Regions from separate parts of the Mus musculus genome. Here all the other regions are linked to region 1. A link is a loop called in an ENCODE intact Hi-C map of the cell type or tissue named here. Cell type or tissue: heart. All regions are shown on one strand.

Region 1 (2,500 bases):
CCATGCCACCCGAGACTGCGTGGGACAGGAGCACTGTCGCCCCCAGCAGGCTTGAAGCTTGGTGGCCCCAAACAAGCCGGCCTAGAAGGATCCAAGCAGGTAGGGGTATGACTACAGCTTGGGGTTCTGGGATTGGGGTCCTGGCCTGTTCCCACTTGCCCCAGCACCTCTGGAGTTTAGCTTGCCAGCCCCTGCTTTTGGCCGACCCCAAGCCAGCCAGCCCCTCCCCATCCTGCATCCTCCTGCCCCAAGTGCGTTAACTCGGTGTTAAGGTCAGTTGCTTTCAAGCTCTAAAATTCCCAGCCTCAGATCAGCTGTAGGGGAAACCAGAGGCCAGTGCTACCTGCAAGGAGGGCAGCGGAGAAGACTTTCAGCCTGGCTGAACTTGGGGAGGAAAAGAAGGTAGCAAAAGCCAAAGGCAGCTCCCCCCTCCCCCCAGCCACTGGTGGATAAAGGCCCCAGGGCTTTTAGCCTGAAACACTTCCACAACTTGTTGTGTCTGAACATTTGAGTGTTGTGGTTTCTCTCTGAGCAAGATGAGAATATGTGTGGTTTGTTCCTGAGCACCCACCCCATTCATAGCTACTGTCTTGCCAGTGTGCAGAACTGGCCCAGGACAAGACTCAGGGACCTGGTGCCCTGGGAGTAAGAGATCCCTCTGTACTGCCGGGTGACCCTTGAGGCTGGGATCTTAGAGGAGCAGGGACAAGGACAAATGAGAGCTACAAGACCCACAGATGCAGGAGGACTAAGCTTTAAGAGAAGGCTCAGGCCAACGGATCCCACATCTGAGACCCATGTCCCCAGCAAGGGCTGTGTGAGCCATAGGGTGACACGTGGGACTTGTGGGTCCAGCAAGTCCTCCCCGGTTTGCCCCAGCCTTGGCACTGTCAGGCCACCTTCTAGACAGAAAGACGGGAAGCTGGTCTGTTCTGTAGACAATTGCGAATGGCTCGCTGTGGAGCAGGACAGATGGCTGTCAGACATCCAGAGAAGGTCTGGGTCTGCTGCAGGATCCTGCCTGCCTAGCGTGGTAAGTCCCTACGCTGTCTCCAGAGGGAGTTCTCCTCCTCACTTTGCTCTGGGTGCCTGAGCTGGCTGGGGGACCCCCAGAAAGCATCAGCTGTGGGGAAGCCAAGCCCACCCAGGAAGTGGCTGGTCCTTAATTCAGAGGTGCTATGGAGCTCCCCAAGTATCGAGACCCTAACCCTCACAGGGTCAAGCCTCGGGAGAGCTCAGGCCTGTTTGCTCTCCACAGTAGAGGGTCTCTGTCTGCAGCCTCAGGCAAAGGAGGTGGGTAGCACAGCCTCTCCACTGAGTCTTCCAGGCCTTGCTGTGGAACAGCCTCCAGAGGGCGCTCTCGGCATAGCCGGATGAAGGCTGGGCGTCACCTCAAGATGGCAGCAACAGAGCACTTCCCAAAGCTGCTGCCTTTACCAGGAAGTGTTCCGAGATCCACTCCCTCTCCCAAAGCCATCTTGAGCCCTTTCTCTTCTCTGCCCAGGTTCTCTGGCCCAGCTCTGCTCCCTGGTGCTCTGGCTGGGCTGGGCGATCCACTTCGAGTTGGCTAGAGAGCCAGGAGAAAGAAAATGACTGCAATGAGAAAAGAAGGAGCTGGGGTGGGGGAGGATGGGTTTGCTTTGCGGGCAAGTGAGGCAGTGTAGTGCTGGCGAGCATTGTATTTCTGTGAGACTTGGTGTGTGTGCTGTGCTGTGTCCTGTGGTCAGAGCTGCCTGACCTTTCTGGGAACCCAAGTTAAACTCCAAGAATGTTCTGACTTCCAGAAATGGTTAATAATAAAGTAAGGCCCTGGGATACAGGAGCTGAGGGGGCCTGCCTAATACTGAGGCTTGGACAGAGAATAAGCAGGAGAGAGCAGATATCAGTATGGTGCAGCAGACACCTGAAGACTTTGTGGGGCCCTGAGAGAGCTGGAGTCTGGATACATAAAGAGAGGAAGCGGTTGTTTGCCTTATCCTTAGGGTGGTGCGTTAGTCTTTTTTCTGCTGCTGTGATAAACATCAGGACCAAAAGCAACCTAGGGAGGAAAGGGTTTGTTTCAGTCTGAAGTTTACAGTCCATCATAAATGGAAGTCAGAACAGGAGTTCACGGCAGGAATTTGGAGGCAGGGACTGAAGCGAAGACCATGGAGCAGTGCTGTTTAGTGGTTTGCTGTCTGTGGTTTGCTCTTCTATAACCTAGGGTCACCTGCCCAGAGGTGACACTGCCCATGGTGAGGTTGGACCTCCCATAATAATTAATCAGGAAAATGCCCCCATAACTCCCCTACAGGCTATCTGATGAAGGTGTTTTCTCAGTCAGAAAGGTCCCTGGTAACTTATGTCATGTTGATGAGAAAAGCTACCCAGCATAGATGAGTTGTGCATATCAGAGTCCACACAAGCCCAGCAGTGCCAAGGCAGAGCCTGCAGGTTAAAACCGTGGTCTCCTCAGTGAGGGCCCACACTGCATGGTGCCCACCACAGCCAGTCAGTAGCA
Region 2 (2,500 bases), 54 kb after region 1:
CCCTGGAGCAGAAGGAAGTAGGGACGGTTGCTGGGTGCCTGAATGAGGCACTGAGTCAACTGATCGAAGTCTCCAGGGTCCGTTGGTACCATCTGAGCATCAGCTGCCCCTGGGGCCATGCTAAGGGCCTGCTGCCTGCGTTCCTGCTGCCTTCGCCTCCGCCCCTGTAGACTCAGCTCAGACACGCTTCGACGCAGAGACAAATTTTCAGATCGCTCCTTGCCCCCGGACCCAGTGGGGGTCCCGGATCCTGATCCTGGACCAGGACTGGCCAGAGCTGCCCCGCCAGATGCTGCCCGAGACCTATTCTTCTGGGTCCGCCAAGATGGGGCGTTTGTGCCTGTGGGGAGATGAGGAACACAGACTGTTAACTCTGGACATTGGTTTTGCCTGACTCCAACTTGGCGTTGTCAGCTGAGAAATGCATTCTTTTAACATGCATTTAGGAGCAATCACTGTGTGTCAGCGACTGGCCCAGGCAATAACAGTGAGAACTGCCGCTGGGGAGATGCAAACAATAATTTCTTCCTAACAATGTTTTCTAGAAGTCCATAGACTCACAGAAAGTTCCCTACTGAAAGAGGCTTAACGAATAAACATGTTTTTCCACTAAAAGAGGAAAAAAGATTCCACTTCATCTGTCCGTGGACACCAGAGATAAAAAATGTGTGGCTCGAAATGTGTGCTCAGAAAGGCGTTTTTTTTTTCCCTTGAGAGAGAAGAGACGACAGTAATTGTCATTCTTTTGAGTGGTTATTGGTGTTTAGCCTGCATCTATATCTACGGGAAGATGTCAGATCCCCTAGTAGCGGAGTTAAGGACAGTTGTGAGTTGCCATGTGGGTGCTGGGAACTGAACCAGGGTCCTGTGAAAGAGCAAGCCAGCGCTCTTTACCGCTGAACCAACTCTCTAGCCCTCCCTATTCTCTATTAAGTATGTGCTATGCCATTTATATACGTTATTCCACTGAACCTTCACCTAGAACTCCAACCCTGTCTTGGTTAAAATAAAATAAGCTATACCACAAAGGTAAAGTAATAAAAGATATATCATGTAGGTTAACACCCCTTAACCATGCTACCTACTGCCCTTATCAGACCCGGCCTGTAAGTTCCGCCCCAGAATGGCACCACCAGTTTTGTCCTGCTGGCTCCGCTCCCCTCCAATTACACCCCACTCCAGCACATCCAGTCCAGAGTCTTCCCACTCTGTGTGCCCTGCCACCAGAACCTCCCAGAGCCCTCCCTCATCACCTCTCACCCAGGTCCCTGCCTTTTATCATGCAGGCCCCGCCTCCTCTCCCTGTAAGCCACGTCCCCATCACCTCCCGCCCAGGGTCCAGTCATCTTACTGCCCCCTAAGTCCCGCCCCAAGTCTCTGTGCCCTTCCCTGGCTGACCGTCTGCATCCGCAGCCCCGAAGGCCTCCTGCTCCAGCCGTCGAGCCTCCTCGCGGCCGCGCAGCTCAAAGCGCCGCGCCCAGCCCGGACGGGCGCGCCACAGGTCCTGCACCAGCAGAGGGCGCTCCGCGTCGGCCAACACCCGCAGGTGCTCGGCACGCCACTCGCCTCCGCCCACGCCGACCGCGGGCCGGCCCAGAGCGTCGCAAAGCGCGTAGGCGTCCACGCAGCCGCTGTCGCCCGCTCCGCGGCCGCCCGTCAGCCCGTAGCGCTCCAGCGCCTCCGCCACCAGCTCGCGCGCGGTGGATCGCTCCGTAGCCAGCACGCTCTTGTAGTTGGCGCCCGACGCCAGCCCAGAAGCGAAGATCTTGAGCACTCCCGGGGGCACCGCGGCACGCGTGGGCAACGGGGGCTCCGGAGCTACACCCGCCGCCAGTTCAGGCAGCTTCTTCTCGCTGGCCCAGCGCTGCGCGCCCCCAGGCGTGCCAGGACCCCCGGCGCCGCCGGCCCCTGAGCCCCGAAACAGCTGCGAGATGCGCTTGGCTCGGCTGCCCGACGCTCCCCCCGCCGCCTTCACCGCACCTACGCGCCGCAGCTCCACGTGCGGCGGCGGCGGCGGCGGCGGCAGGGGCTCGCTGCTTCGGCTCCCCGTGTCGGAGGACGAGGACCTGAGGAGAAAGAAGTGGGCAGAGAGGACACAGAAGAGAGAATCAGAGACAGAGACACAGAGAGAGACAGAGACACAGAGAGACACCCAGAGATAGTGCCCAGAAAGAGGGGCCAAAGACACAGAGAAACCGAGAAAGGGGGAGGGACAGAAACTCAAGAGTCAGAGACAAAGAACCAAAGAAAAGGGACAAAGGGATGGGAGCAGAAAACCAAGATGGTGGTGTGCGGTGGGAAGAATGGAGATAAGAGAGATAGGTAATAAAATTAATAAAGATATGACCCTTGGTAAGAAATAGGTGAACAGAGAGAGGGGATGTGTACTGCGTTCCATCCCAGTGCCCACTTCTTCTCTCCCTGTGCCTCGACGTCACTGTGTTCCACTGTCACCCCCCAGCTCGCTTGTCTATTTAGGACAGGAACCACTGCCCACTTT
Region 3 (2,500 bases), 130 kb after region 1:
GCACATGCCTTTAATCCCAGCACTTGGGAGGCAGAGGCAGGCGGATTTCTGAGTTCAAGGCCAGCCTGATCTACAGAATGAGTTCCAGGACAGCCAGGGCTACACAGAGAAACCCTATCTTGGGAAAAAAGAAAAAAGAAAATGAACAGCAGGTTTGCCCACATGCCAATTTGGTGGGGCCATTTTCTAGTGAGATTTCCTCTTCCCAAATGACTGTAGCTTGGGTAGAGTTGATATAACACTTATCAGCACACCACCTTAGAAAACTTTGGAGAGGGGTGTGTGTATAAGGCAGAGCCTCAGAAGGAGGGTCTACAGACCCTGAGGGTGGTGGGGAGCTGAGATACACAGACAGAGAGACAGAGGCCCAGACTGGGGCTAAACCTGGAGGCACATAACAGATTCTGAGTGCAGGGAAGTCAGAAATTTGATACAGGAAGCAAGTGTTTTGTTCATTCCTAAAGATGGGAGGGAGAGCAGGGCAGAGGGACTGAGCTGTCCTGGGCATGGGTAGCTGGAAAGAGGGACTGGAGACCAGGTGTGGGACAGAAAACACTCACCTGCAAATCTCTTTCCTGTGTCACGTCACCGGGGATAAAAACAGTGCCCGAGAGTTCCTGCTCCAGAGCCCGGCCCCCAGCCTCTGCAGGAGAAAGATTTTGGGTCTGAGGAAGGAGAGCTGAGGCTTGGACACCAGAGTCTGAGGGTAGAGGGCTAGGGAAGAGCCCTGGATGGGAGGGAAGAAAGCCAGGACTTGAATTCCTGGGTCCGAGGAAGCAGAGCTGGGTTCAAGGGAGGAGAGCTAGGCGCGGATCCCTTTCGATGGAGGAGGCAAGGGAGAATCGAACACTGAATCACTCACCATCCTTGTCACAGAAAACCACTTGAGCCCCACTGTCCACTGCCAAAAGAAGAGAACAAGGTTACAAGCCCTGCAGACTTTCCTCACCATCTCTGGTGCCCTCTGCTGGCCACCACCCAGAGCACCTGCCACTCCAGCGGCTCTTGTGACTGGCTTCAGTCCTCTTACAAGAGCAGAATCTTGCAACAAATAACCTTTTTCATTAAGCTGCTGTTGGCCCCCATCCTGGATTCTAGAAAAATCCCAAACCGATAGGCAATAATACTCTCAAAGCTATCATTTGCAGCTAGGAACCGATCCAGGGAAGATTTTTTTTTTTATTTTTATATTTTTGAGACAGAGTTGCTCTGTATGGTCCTGGCTGTTCTGAGCTCACTCTGTAGATCAGGCTGGCCTAAAATTCAAGAGATTCGCCTGCCTCTGCCTCCCAAGTGCTGGGATTAAAGGTATATGCCACCACTGCCAGGCCAGTGGAAGAACTTTTTTTTTTTTTTAAGATTTATTTATTTATTATATGTAAGTACACTGTAGCTGTCTTCAGACACTCCAGAAATGCCAGATCTCATTACAGATGGTTGTGAGCCATCATGTGGTTGCCGGGAATTGAACTCAGGACCTTCAGAAGAGCAGTCAGTGCTCTTAACCGCTGAGCCATCTCTCCAGCCCAAGGAAGAGTTTTTAATGACCAACCTATCAGCAAAGACCCAACAATCCAAATGGACTGAGGGACTGGAGAGATGGCTCAGCAGTTAAGAGCACTGGCTGCTATTCCAAAGGACCCAGGTTCATTTCCCAGTGCCCATATGGCAGCTCACAACTGTTTGTAACTCCAGTTCCAAGGGATCTAATACTCTCAGCCAGATTCAACAACAATGCAGAGGAAAATAAAAATAAACAAATCATTTAAGAACAAATAAATCATTACAGAAATGAACCTGAGTCTCCTCCTCCCACTCTGGGAACCTCTGTCAGTCATCCTTTCTCTCCTACAACAATTCAGACAGCAGGCGGGAAGACCCTTACTCACCGAAGGCTCTCACGATCGCAGCCCCGATGCCCCGGCTGCCTCCAGTCACCACCACCACCTTCCCAGAATATCGGGTTACTGCAGCCATCCCCAGCTGTATCCCACGCCCTCTGGACCTCTTCCCACCTCCACAGTCCAGAGAAGCAGTGGGGTGGAACCAGATATACAGGCTGGGTCACTGAAGGCTGACCTTGGGAGGGGGTGTTTCTAGGAAGGCACACCTGGGAGAACTGAGGACTCTCCTTCCTAGCCCTTCTTTTTCAGTCCCAGGGTACCCAAACTGACAGTCCTCCTTCAGACTCAGGGACCCTCACCCCAGCTCTGCCTCCTCAGACTGACTTCAGCCTTGCTCCCTTTGACTTGTTTTTTTTGTTTTGTTTTGGTTTGGTTTGGTTTGGTTTTTCGAGACAGGGTTTCTCTGTATAGCCCTGGCTGTCTTGGAACTCACTTTGTAGACCAGGCTGGCCTGGAACTCAGAAATCCGCCTGCCTTTGCCTCCCAAGGGCTGGGATTAAAGGCGTGCGCCACTACACCCGGCTTTTTTTCTTTTTTTTTTTTTTTTCCTTTGACTTGTAAGACCAGGGCTACTTCTTCTGGCTTGATTCAGGCTC

What was found. Hi-C counts contacts between places; a loop is a spot of excess contacts. Peaks named below come from ENCODE experiments on the same cell type or tissue, not always from the same donor. Only the 100,000 strongest peaks of a DNase experiment are listed, where the experiment ranks them.
Region 2: it touches region 1 in a loop (4-fold over the local background); 13 of 42 quality-filtered maps call a loop at or near these places.
Region 3: it touches region 1 in a loop (2.8-fold over the local background); 3 of 42 quality-filtered maps call a loop at or near these places.

The regions. Positions count from the first base shown.
Region 1 is chr7:45,681,779-45,684,278 of GRCm38, reverse strand. It overlaps Sec1 (secretory blood group 1), which reads left to right. Exons shown (of 4, transcript NM_001271578.1): 3 at 1-99. The coding sequence starts at 3. It overlaps Ntn5 (netrin 5), which reads right to left and starts at 257. Exons shown (of 7, transcript NM_001358870.1): 1 at 1-257. In heart, a CTCF peak has its summit at 1,350 (motif pointing right); a DNase peak (open chromatin) is centred at 1,358; H3K4me3 peaks cover 591 bases; H3K27ac peaks cover 2,072 bases; H3K27me3 peaks cover 899 bases.
Region 2 is chr7:45,627,980-45,630,479 of GRCm38, reverse strand. It overlaps Rasip1 (Ras interacting protein 1), which reads right to left. Exons shown (of 12, transcript NM_028544.1): 3 at 1,399-2,066; 4 at 1-340. Among named protein-coding and RNA genes, the nearest start is that of Rasip1, 1.7 kb to the right of the region's middle. In heart, no CTCF peak of the experiment used is centred here; DNase peaks (open chromatin) are centred at 199 and 1,419; H3K4me3 peaks cover 1,994 bases; H3K27ac peaks cover 1,312 bases; H3K27me3 peaks cover 688 bases.
Region 3 is chr7:45,554,456-45,556,955 of GRCm38, reverse strand. It overlaps Hsd17b14 (hydroxysteroid (17-beta) dehydrogenase 14), which reads right to left and starts at 2,028. Exons shown (of 9, transcript NM_025330.3): 1 at 1,890-2,028; 2 at 863-901; 3 at 561-643. The coding sequence starts at 1,977. In heart, a CTCF peak has its summit at 978 (motif pointing left); a DNase peak (open chromatin) is centred at 965; H3K27ac peaks cover 379 bases; H3K27me3 peaks cover 297 bases.